Regions from separate parts of the Mus musculus genome. Here region 2 is linked to region 1. Evidence: chromatin loops called from intact Hi-C (ENCODE). Cell type or tissue: heart. All regions are shown on one strand. Links, peaks and the distances in the headings refer to the core of each region. The heading gives the core; the rest is flanking DNA. Region 1 has its middle 45 kb from the start of Gm27166. Region 2 overlaps Gm27166 (a long non-coding RNA gene).

Region 1 (5,385 bases), core at 326-5,325:
TGTCTGCATTCATTCAAGCTGCATCTTTTCACTTCAGTTAAATCTTCCTGGAAACAGCTTAAAAGGCACACCAAGATATGTGTTCCCAAGGTGATTTTAAATCCAGCCAAGTAGATAATGAGGATTGACAATCACAACCCGGTTGCCTGTTAATCTGACACCCAAACACACCACTTTTCAAACATGATATTGCTCTTCTGTGCTCTGAAAAGCTTGTGTTCATTTCCTAAAGTAAAATGCAGTTAGTCTAAAATCACCAAAGTCTTAACAGTTCAAAAGTGTAAACGTAGAGTCTTGAGAGTCAGACCATCCTTTAGCTGTGAAGGCCTATAAAATACAAAACACAATTATGTTGCCAATATGCAATGGGACAGAAATGAAATTATTCATTATAAAATGGAGGAAAAAGAACATATCAAGGAAAAGTTGGTCTAAAGCAAGACTAAAACTCAACAGGGCAAGTAGCAATCTTGCAGTTCCCTGTCTACCACCTGGGCATCTGAGGCTTGTGATGGGATCATTTGCCTTGGGCAGCCTCGACCATCCAGTTATTCTCCATGTAGTCTATGTGACCAATCTCTTTGGCTGCCTCCAATCCATGTGGCTTTTCTTAGTAGATGCCATATGGTCTTGGTGTTTCCAGAGTCACTGGTTTTCTGTCTCAATGTAGCCTTCATCTTTCTAGCTTTGTGTAATGCCTGTTTTGGGTCTTTCAGAGAAAAATTATCCTGTTATAAAATGCCTGGTGGCTTTGACTTTTGGGAACCTTGGTACAACCCATCACAACTGTTTTACCCTTCCATCTTCAGTACCTGTAAAACACGTGACATGTGGGTGTCACTGTGAAGTTGCTCAGACAGCTTTAGATGTAGCCTGTCTTCCTGTGCCACATTAACAGTAGCCTCTGTGTACCTTTGAAGCTGACCATGGGGAAAAACTTTATCACAGGGCCAGAGGACACCTGTGATGACATTCTCAGTTCAGGTTCTCTCTTCTAGAATGAATTTATATATTCACATGTTTGAGGAGTCTTTGGTGGGTAGAGTGTTGCTGTCAAAACTCTTGCCTCTTTCCCAGTGCAAGTGTGAGTTTCTTTTTAGTGGGACACATTTCTTAAACATTACAGCTGCTTATTCGGCTGCTCTCACCTTGAACTGTTCATGCCTTTTCTATCCAAATGGCACATTCCCCCATCTTTCTGTTATGCTTGTAGTCCACTCTCTTTGTTGCTTATCCTCACTGTGAACCTGGATAAGAACTGAGTAGTAACATTGCATTGACACAGCTCAAAGGTTCTTATCTAAAAAGTGCTTCTGCCACACAAATGAATCTGTTTATTTTGAGTGTATCCTCAATCAATTTACGATATAGGCAGAGTGAAGCTGGACTCTTGGACGGAATATAACATGAATGGCCTCTAGACTAGTTCTTGGTAGACTACTTATGCTTCCCTGAAACTGCTAGCCATTGCAGTCCACATTTCTTATGGCATTCCAGTCTTCCAAACTGCTGCCCAAATGACCTATTAAGTTCTACTTATGGCATTGTAGGGCATCCCTATACCAAATCTCCAAACTCTTCTACATTCCTCTGAAAATCAGTTTCAAAAGATTATGACCATAGGTCAGGTTTATCAGTGCAACAACCCTATTCCTTGGTATAAATGTTCTCTTTTAAGTACTTTTCTCACTGTTGTGTCAAACTGCATGATAAAAGCCAATTAGGGAAGAAGGAAATAATTTTGGCTTAGAGTTTGAGGGTACAATCCATCATGACAAGGCAAGTATGGAAGTGACAAAGGATTAAGTTGTCATTAATTTGTTACATTTGATGTTTACAAGGAAGCACAGAGTGATAAATGCTGGCCCTTTGAGGGCTTTCTCCCTGAGCCCATAAAACAGTGCCTTGTACAGTCAGGGCAGATCATATTGCCCTAGTTAAACCTTTTGAGAAACAGCCTCATAGACAAAGCCAGATATACTTCTATGGTGGTTTTTAATCCAGGCAAAGTGACAGTGAGGACTCTCCATCATGCTATGGTCACTGCCAACCACTGGGGTTTCTTTTTATGAGAAGAAAGTTCCCTTTTCTAGGATCTTATGAACTCTGAAGTTTTTTTGGGTTCATGTTTTGAGTTCATGTAACCATAACCTATAAAACAGAGACAACGGTGTCACAATTATGACCATGACACCTTTCTCTGGCTGAGGATAATCTCTCTCCTTTTTTCTGAGGACCACTGTGTGCTCTTCCTGAAAGATGAGTATGCATCTATGTTTCCGTGCTAGAGGACACATGCCATATATCACCCATCCGTTATTTTGGAAGTTTCTGTTCTCCTACATTATTGCCCTTATAAGAAAACACCTATAGTTGTAATCAGACAATACATTGAAGACTAAAGCAGTACCTTCAGAACTCACACTCTGCTAATTAGGATTGTAGGATTCAGGTAAAATCCCTAGATAAGAACTTGGGCAGAGATGATCATTAGAGCCCAGAAGGAAGGACTTATGAATCCACAATTATATCAACCTGTACAAATGGTAAGCTCTTCGTTGACTCCAGATCAGATATGGATGAAAATATATATACAAATAAAGGTATCTGTATTCATGCTGTTGCTTTAAGACCCCGGCCTTTAGTGAGAGCTTCCATTTTCCCAGAGCAGTTCAAATGAACATGGAATTGGAAACAGATGTGGGCTCTAGCATGTTATTGCACAAGGGCGAGTGGGGCATTGGGAGGGGAAGGAGGGGGAGGTGGCAGGAACCAAGTGAAGGGACCTTCAGCAGCCCCAGGACTCTCATCACTCGAGGGGGTCTGAACTCCAAATTCCACCAGCCTGCACTCTGAAAATGAACTCCTAACAGAAAACAGATGGGAGTGGACCTGGAGCTGGAGGATGGGAAGGAGAGGGAGACAGGATGAGGAGAGTTTCGCTAGGAGAGTTAGACAGCCAGCATTTTTAAGTCGGGAGTGTAAAACATGAGTTTATTAACATTACTAGTGTAAAGAAATAGAAGTCCTTGAGGAGCTGATAGGAGCTGGGGTTGAGTCTTAGGTAAGACACTTGCAGCCTGCTGTGGATAGAGTCCTCCTCCCCCCCCTTCCTTTTCCTCTCTGCTGTGGGGAACCAATGATATTCAGTTTCCAAGAGCCAAGGGGATCAAGCCAGATGATCTTTTTTTTTTTTTTTTTTTTTTTCCTTTCCTCCTGCCTGGGAAACATCTCATCGAAACAGACCACTTGCTTTGGCAAATGCCAGTAGTCCCGATAAATCAAACTCCCTGGAATCAGCTCAGTCTTCCTGTTACTTTCCATCAGGGCTTTGTCTGCTCTGAGACATGCCAAGGAGCTTCTGCAGTCGGGAGAGGGGACTGATCCAGAACACAGTCTGGACAGCAGCACATCCACAGTACATCCAGCCTGGGAACGTGCACTAATTCACTTCTGCCTCTTCACCCGCTGATCAAAGACTGAAAGTTTCCAGAGCTGAACATCTCTCTCTCTCTCTCTCTCTCTCTCTCTCTCTCTCTCTTTCTCTCTCTCTTTCTCTCTCTCTCTCCCATCTCTCTCATTTCTCTCTCCTTCTTCTTTTCCCTCTGTCCCTCATCCTTGCCTCACTCCTTCCCTCCATCCTTCTTTTCCTCCTTTCTTCCTTCCTTCCCTTCTTCCCCCTTTGAAAAGCTCAACCATTTCTCCTTGGTAACCGAGGGAAAGAAGCAGATGCAGAGCATTAGATAAGACTGTAACACTTCTGAGGCAGACAATACTTTGGGGGCTTCCTGTGGTGGGAGGTGAGATCTTTGAGCTTGCATTAAATGCTTGGGGAGTCTTGTTTGGCCCTTGATATGTTTGTTTGACAAGAGAGTTTTATGTGTTCTTTGACAGACTATGTACTCATACTTAGAGAAAGAGAGATGTGGTAATGTGTGAAGACATTTTAGTTGTCCTAGTTTGGAAAGGTTTACTATGATACTTCTCTGTGGTTTGTGGCAGGTTTAGCAGCATTCTTTAATCCACAGGTCACTATTCCAGACCAATGAATTATCTGACTAGAAATACCATTTCAACATGCCTGAATAATCCTTGTGACAATATGAAGGCAAAGTTGTTATAACTATATATAATTCAAAAAGCCTTTTTAAATTTTATTTCTTAATTCTTCATTTTATATTTTTTAGATTCTAATATAATCACATCATTTCTCCCTTTCCTTTCCTACTTTCCTTATCCTTACTTGATTTCTTTCAAATTTATGACCTATTTTTCATTAATTATTCTTACAAACATATACATATGTATGCATTTGTGTGTATACATGTGTATGCATATGTATGTGTGCGTGTATGTGTGTTTGTGTGTGTGTATGTGTATTTGAGAATTTGCCTACTCAAAGAGCATTCTTGAATATTGTTATAGTTAGTTGTATTGCACTATGAACCACAGAGAATTTCTAGTACTTTTCACAATAACAACTTTGTTTTCACCCAAAGTTTAGAAGATAGATAAGCTTATTTTCCTAAATTAAAGACAGGCCTGAGATGCTGACACATTCAGCAGCATTTGTGAGGTCTCAGAGTTGGGATGTCCAGGGCTCGTTCTCATAGAAGCAATTGCTCAAGTCCACTTTGTTGGGAAATCAGACCATTTGGTTGGATGATTATCTGTTATCTTACAATTTTCATGATTTTTTCCCTTGGATTTGTGTTTTGTAGTTGAATCCCAATGGAAATATAGAGGCATGTATGTAGAGTAACACAATCTAGGGCAATAGAGATAGCCTTTCATTGAAGTTCAGGTCACATTTAGCATAAACAACATCCCATGAACACAAAATGCCAGTGGTCACACAATGAATAGGAGTTCAGAGAAGCCCACAAGTTCAGCATGATCATGCTACATTTATGACTAGAGTGGCCACCTGCAGCCCCTCATTCTGTCTACATCTGAACTTGTGTCCAACACAACAGATGGTAGAAGATTCCATGAAAGGAGAATGCCAAGGTGCACTATTGTAGTTACACCATCACTGGCTCGACTCACTAACTTCCCAGGCTGTTGTAATGATGAGAAGTGAGAGAACAGAGAAGAAACCACTGTCTTCTTTCCCTTCTTCATTACTCACCAGTAAGGGAAAAGTAGAGAATATGGTGAAATATCTATTACTGAGAAATTAACTCAAAACAGCTGAGTGTGCACAGTTCCTACTGTTCTGGTTAGATGAGAATTCATATGCATGATGCATTAAGAAATGCTACTTTCATCATTTCACTGATCACTGTGGTTTGTATGTGTCTTAAAGTTCATATGTTGGAGTATAAATTCCCCAGTGATGCAGAATTGAGAAGCAGGGTTTAGTGGGAGATGCTTTGACCATGA
Region 2 (5,385 bases), core at 212-5,211, 93 kb after region 1:
CAAACTCAAAGGAAAAAACACATGATCACCTTAATAGATGATGAAAAAGCCTTTGAAAAAATACAACAATACTTCATGTTAAAAGTCTTAGAAAGATCAGGAATTCAAGGCCCATATATAAACAGAATAAAAGCAATATGCAGCAAACCAATAGCTAATATCAAATTAAGTGGAGAGAAACTTGAAGCAATCCCACTAAAACCAGGGACGTGAAAAGACTGCCCACGCTCTCCTTATTTATTTGATGTAGTACTTGAAATCCTAGCCAGGGGAATTAGCAAAAAAAAAAAGAAAAAAAGAAAAAGGAGGTCAAAGGGATACAAATTGGAAAGGAAGAAGTCAAGATATCACTGTTTGCAGATGATATGATAGAATACTTAAGCAACCACAAAAATCCTAGTAGAGAACTCCTACAGCTGATAAAAAACTTCAGCAAAGTGCCTGGATAGAAAATTAACTCAAACAAACCAGTAGATGCTTTCTAGGATGTAGAGAAAGAGGAACACTCCTCCATTGCTGGTGGGACTGCCAGCTGGTACAACCACTCTGGAAAACAATCTGTCAGTTCCTCAGAAAATTCAAAATAGTTCTACCTGAAGACCCAGCATATACCCAAAAGATGCTCCAACATATAACAAGGACACATGCTCTGCTATGTTTATGGCAGCCTTATTTATAATAACCAGACGCTGCAAACAACCCAGATGTCCCTCAAGGAAAGAATTGATACAAAAAAATGTGGTACATTTACACAGTGGAGTACTACTCAGATATTAGAAAAAAAATGACTTCATGAAAATATCATGCTGAGTGAGGTAACCCAGACACAAAAGGACACACATTGTATGTACTCACTGATAAGTGGATATTAGCCCCAAAGCTCAGAATACCCACGATGCAACTCACAGACCATGTGAAGCTTAAAAAGAAGGAAGATGAAGGTGTGGATGCTTCAATACTATTTAAAAATAATCACAGAAAGTAGGGAGAGGGAGAGACCATGGAGTGAGAGAGGAGAGGGAGGGAAAATGGGGGGAACAGGATCAGGGGTGGGAAGAGACAAGAGAGAAGTTCAGAGGGTCAGGAAAATGAATAGAAAAATGTAGCCATGAGGGGTGGGGAACTGGGGAGAGCTTCTAGAAAGTACCAGATACTGGAGAAGTGAGAGCTTCTCAGAATCCAGTGGGGATGACACTAGCTGAAATACCCTACAAAGGGGAGGTAGAACCTGTAGAGACCACCCCCCAGTTGAGGGATAGGGTCAACTACCCATCTCAAAATTTTTAACCCAGAATTGTTCCTGTATAAAGGAAATGAAGAGATAAATGATGGAGCAGAGACTGCCCTACTTAGGGATCCATCCCATCTGCAGACAACAAACCCAGATGCTATTGCTGATGCCAAGAAGTGCTTGCTGACAGGAGCCTGGTATAGATGTCTCCTGAGAAGTTCTGCCAGCACCTGACTAATACAGATACAGATACAGCCAACCGTTGAACTGAGCTCAGAAACTCCAACGGAAGAGTTAGGGGAAGGACTGAAAGAGCTGAAAGAGATTGCAACCCCACAGGTAGAAAAATGATATCAACTAACCAGAACCCCCAGAGCTCCCAGGGACTAAACCACCAACCGAAAAGTTTACATGGACAGGTCCATGGTTCCAGTTACATATGTAGGAGAGGATTGCCTTATTTGGAATCACTGAGAGGCAAGACCCTTGGTCCCATGGAGGTCTGATGCCCCAGCATAGGAGGATGCTAGAGCGGTGAGGTTGAAATGGAGGGTGGTGGGTGGAGGAGCACCCTCTTAGAGGCAAAGAGGAGGGGGGATGAAATTGGGACGTTGAGGAGGGGAGACCGAGAAGGGGGACAACATTTGAAATATAAATAAATAAACAACCAATAAAAATGATGAAATTGTAAAAAAAATTGATGGAGGACATAGGAGGGTAGGTAAGGTATTAGAAGGGAGTGGTTGGATTCTATCAAAACGAGTTGTCTGTATGTATGAGTATCAATTAAAATATATATTTTAAACTTTATGGTTCAGCCCAAATTCTAGAATTGAATTCTGTAATTAGATTTAGAATCAAATACATGACTTTGACTTTGATTACTTTTGAACAATTACTAAAAATTTTTTTTCTAACCCTCTTAATTTTATTTGTAAAAAGCAGCTACAAAGATTTTAAAAGAAAATGAAGCACACATTGCTATTACAGAAGGAAAAGTTTCCAGATGAACTAGATATTAGCTACTTTTCAGGACCCTTCATGATCTGAGATTATACACAGATGTGACTTTCAGCCAGAATAATCAATTTGGGATTATTGGCGGCTGAGACATTGTGCCCATGAAAGAGGTTGGTTTTCTTCACTTCGCTGAGCTCTCACTGTGATGATAATGGAGAAGTCTTGTCCCTGGGTACTTAGCTCTGACCTTCAGAGCTGGTTCAAGAACGAAGTTGGGGATCGGCCTGTCTCCCTTTTGCATTTGGCACCACATTAAATCCATATCTGATCTTCAGGAAACAATGCACGCTGGAGAATGTGCTTGGCTTTGCCATCGATGGCAGCAGGGACTTTGAATCGTTCTTGAAAGCAATTCAACCACAAGGACACAATGAGGCTTTTCAGTTTTCCTACAGCTTTCCTCAAAATGTGTCTGGAAGCTTAGCTGTGGTTAAAGAATGCCCATTTAGATGTTCAATAACTCTGAGCAAAGGGCTCTGGCTTTCTGAAGGTGTAGTCTCAAAGCTGCAGTTAAAGCTGTGGGCATGACTCAGCTTCCGGTCACATCAGCACAGGTTAACGCTTGTAGCTGCTTGTGAAGTTGCTTTCTCAGGGTTTTGCTCACTCCTTAGGTTTTGCCAGAAGCTTATCTGATTTTGTTTGTTTGTTTGTTTTGTTTTCGTTCTGTTCTCAGGTGACACTGCTGCACAGGTCAGCAGATGGCACTACTGAATGGAGGTGGCAGAGAGGCTTCATAAAAGGGTTTTTCCCTTCCTCCTCATACCAGGAATGTGCTGTCTTTGCATAATGAACTGGGAAGAGTTTGCTATAACGGTAGATCCACTTTGAGTACTGAGAAGAGCTCTAAAATTAAGCTCATTTCTACTCTCCCCTTCTCCGTCTATCCCCCTTCACTCTGCCTACTAGAATTTCACGCTAAGCACAATTCTTCCAGAAATTTGAGACTAGGATGAGGCTTTAGTCACCATTCTCAGTCTCAGAGTGCCACCTTTTGGAACACACTCTCCACTCTCCGTTGTTTCCTAAAAGGGAGTTCCAGACAGCTGGTTCCTGGGGTGAATTTTCACAATTGCACTTCCTTGGTTATGGTTTGACATAATTTCCCTAGAGAGTTAAGGCTTAGGGTATGATAATATACCTTGAATCTGCAGAGCATTAAAGGGGAGGATATTGTCAGATATACGATCTAACCACGGACACAGGCCAGACGCAGTCCTTACTAAAGGAGAGGGCCTGCTTGTCCTGGTCCACCTTTCCCTGGTTTGCTTCTGCTGTGATCTATCAACGCCTTCCTTCCCCCTTCCTTATGCACAATGCTCAGTTAATATCTTCCTTTAGCCTTGCAGACAGGAGCTCACTTATGGCCATATATTCCAGGTGACAACAGTGTCTTTTCAGAGGAGCACAAACAGGAACGCCACAGAAGAGCTTCGGGCTCTTTTGCAAGACAGCTTCACTGACAAATTTCTCCCAGTGTGGAGCAGGCTGGAGGGCCTCTTTAATAAATGGGGTCAACTTTGATTGTTTGTTTCATTGATGATTTGAAATATATTTCTGGCATTAACTAAAAGCAGATGGCTGAAATATAAAAAAGAAAAACCTATCTAGGTGGAACTGTTGGAGGGAACGTTATAATGGCTGGGAATAAGGAGATAGGGCTTTGTGGTTGGAAATTCTGCTTAAAGGGAAGATCTTCTAAGTGGTCTCCAGTCAGGCTTGCTATGTGCCAGGGCTTCTGAATTCCAGTTCAGGCTGGTGATGTGACTGCATCTACACTGTCCTGCTGCCCGTCCATTCACTGGTGCACTGCTCTCGCTAGTGATGTTTATGGCTGTAGTGAGTAAAAGCTACTGGTATGTTGTCCATTTTGCCTTTAACCAAAAATATTGGTCTGCTAGCAGCTCAGTTTAGATAGAAACACTGTTAGAGACAACCTGTGAGGCGAATGGTGGAGCAAGGCTCTGATACGGTTTTTGGGCTACATTTTAGGAATGACAATAGAATGATTTCTCTGGGTCCAGTTTTATTTATCCCTAAAAGCTATTCACTTTCTTCAATAGTAACCCTCCCACCTCGAATCACCTTACCTTCTTTATCTTAAGATAGTATGCTGTGGGAAAAAAGATGAAAAAATTCAAAATCATGATACACTTCTCTTGATGTAAGTTCTTAGTAAGTTCTGTTCTGTTCTTAGTAAGTTCTCAAGACTTTGCACAAACCTACGAAGGGGCACATGGCAGAAGCATGCCCTATCCCCACCCCTGTCAACAGCCTAGTCCAAGATGCTGTGAGTATGTAGCCACTACCCCATCCGTGGCTTCCCATTCTTCTGCTCTGTCCCCACACTATGGTTATGCAGCTTAAGAGAATTTTGAGCATGTTGCTTTCCTGGTTTGCAAAGACCCACACCCATTTCTAGACACCCACGAAGGTTCTGAACTCTTCTTCTGGATCAACTATGGCTGCAGGCCAGCTGCCCCTGTTCCAAACAGTCTCCTCACCACCCTCTCCCACCAGTTGCACTGCAATTTGTTTGAATTTCTCCAGCATTATTTCTTTCTGAATTACACCTCCTTCAGTTTTTGCCTATGGGACTTCTCTTTACCACTCAAGGTTCGATATAGAAATTTTCAGTCTTCATTCAATGCTGTGATTCAACATGGAGGAAGTCACAACCTCCCCTCCACTTTTATATCATTTTATTGGCCATTTTATTATATTATCTACCATAATTTGTATTAATTTTTTTTACTTATATAAGTCTCACATTGATCTTAACTGACTTGAAGACAGGAACCTTACTGACTTAATTTTGTTTGATAAAAGCAAAATTAGGCAATCATACTTAGTGTGTAATATATCATGAAGATTCCCTAAATATTTGATAACTGAACAAATAAATAATTGGAGTAGAACTAGGTATATCTGTTTTGTAGACCCTGTTAGGTCGACAAACCTCTATTGGGAAGTTTTGGAGAGTTAAACTCCCAGGTCCTGGACTTCTAGCATGCACAGTGAGTATAAAAGAATACATGATGTCTAAGGTCTCTTCAGGTTCATTAATTGTGTGGTTTGATTTCTTCTGTCCCCTGTATCCATGCATAAGAATCTTAATTATTTATCATTGTAGTGTT

Evidence for each region. Peaks named below come from ENCODE experiments on the same cell type or tissue, not always from the same donor. Only the 100,000 strongest peaks of a DNase experiment are listed, where the experiment ranks them.
Region 2: it touches region 1 in a loop (2.1-fold over the local background); 2 of 42 quality-filtered maps call a loop at or near these places.

The regions. Positions count from the first base shown.
Region 1 is chr9:32,984,233-32,989,617 of GRCm38, forward strand. No RefSeq gene overlaps it. Among named protein-coding and RNA genes, the nearest start is that of Gm27166, 45 kb to the right of the region's middle. In heart, for the core only: no CTCF peak of the experiment used is centred there; DNase peaks (open chromatin) are centred at 2,769 and 3,309; H3K27ac peaks cover 644 bases.
Region 2 is chr9:33,077,663-33,083,047 of GRCm38, forward strand. All of the region lies in intron 1 of Gm27166 (a long non-coding RNA gene), which reads left to right. Among named protein-coding and RNA genes, the nearest start is that of Gm27166, 49 kb to the left of the region's middle. In heart, for the core only: a CTCF peak has its summit at 3,241 (motif pointing left); no DNase peak of the experiment used is centred there.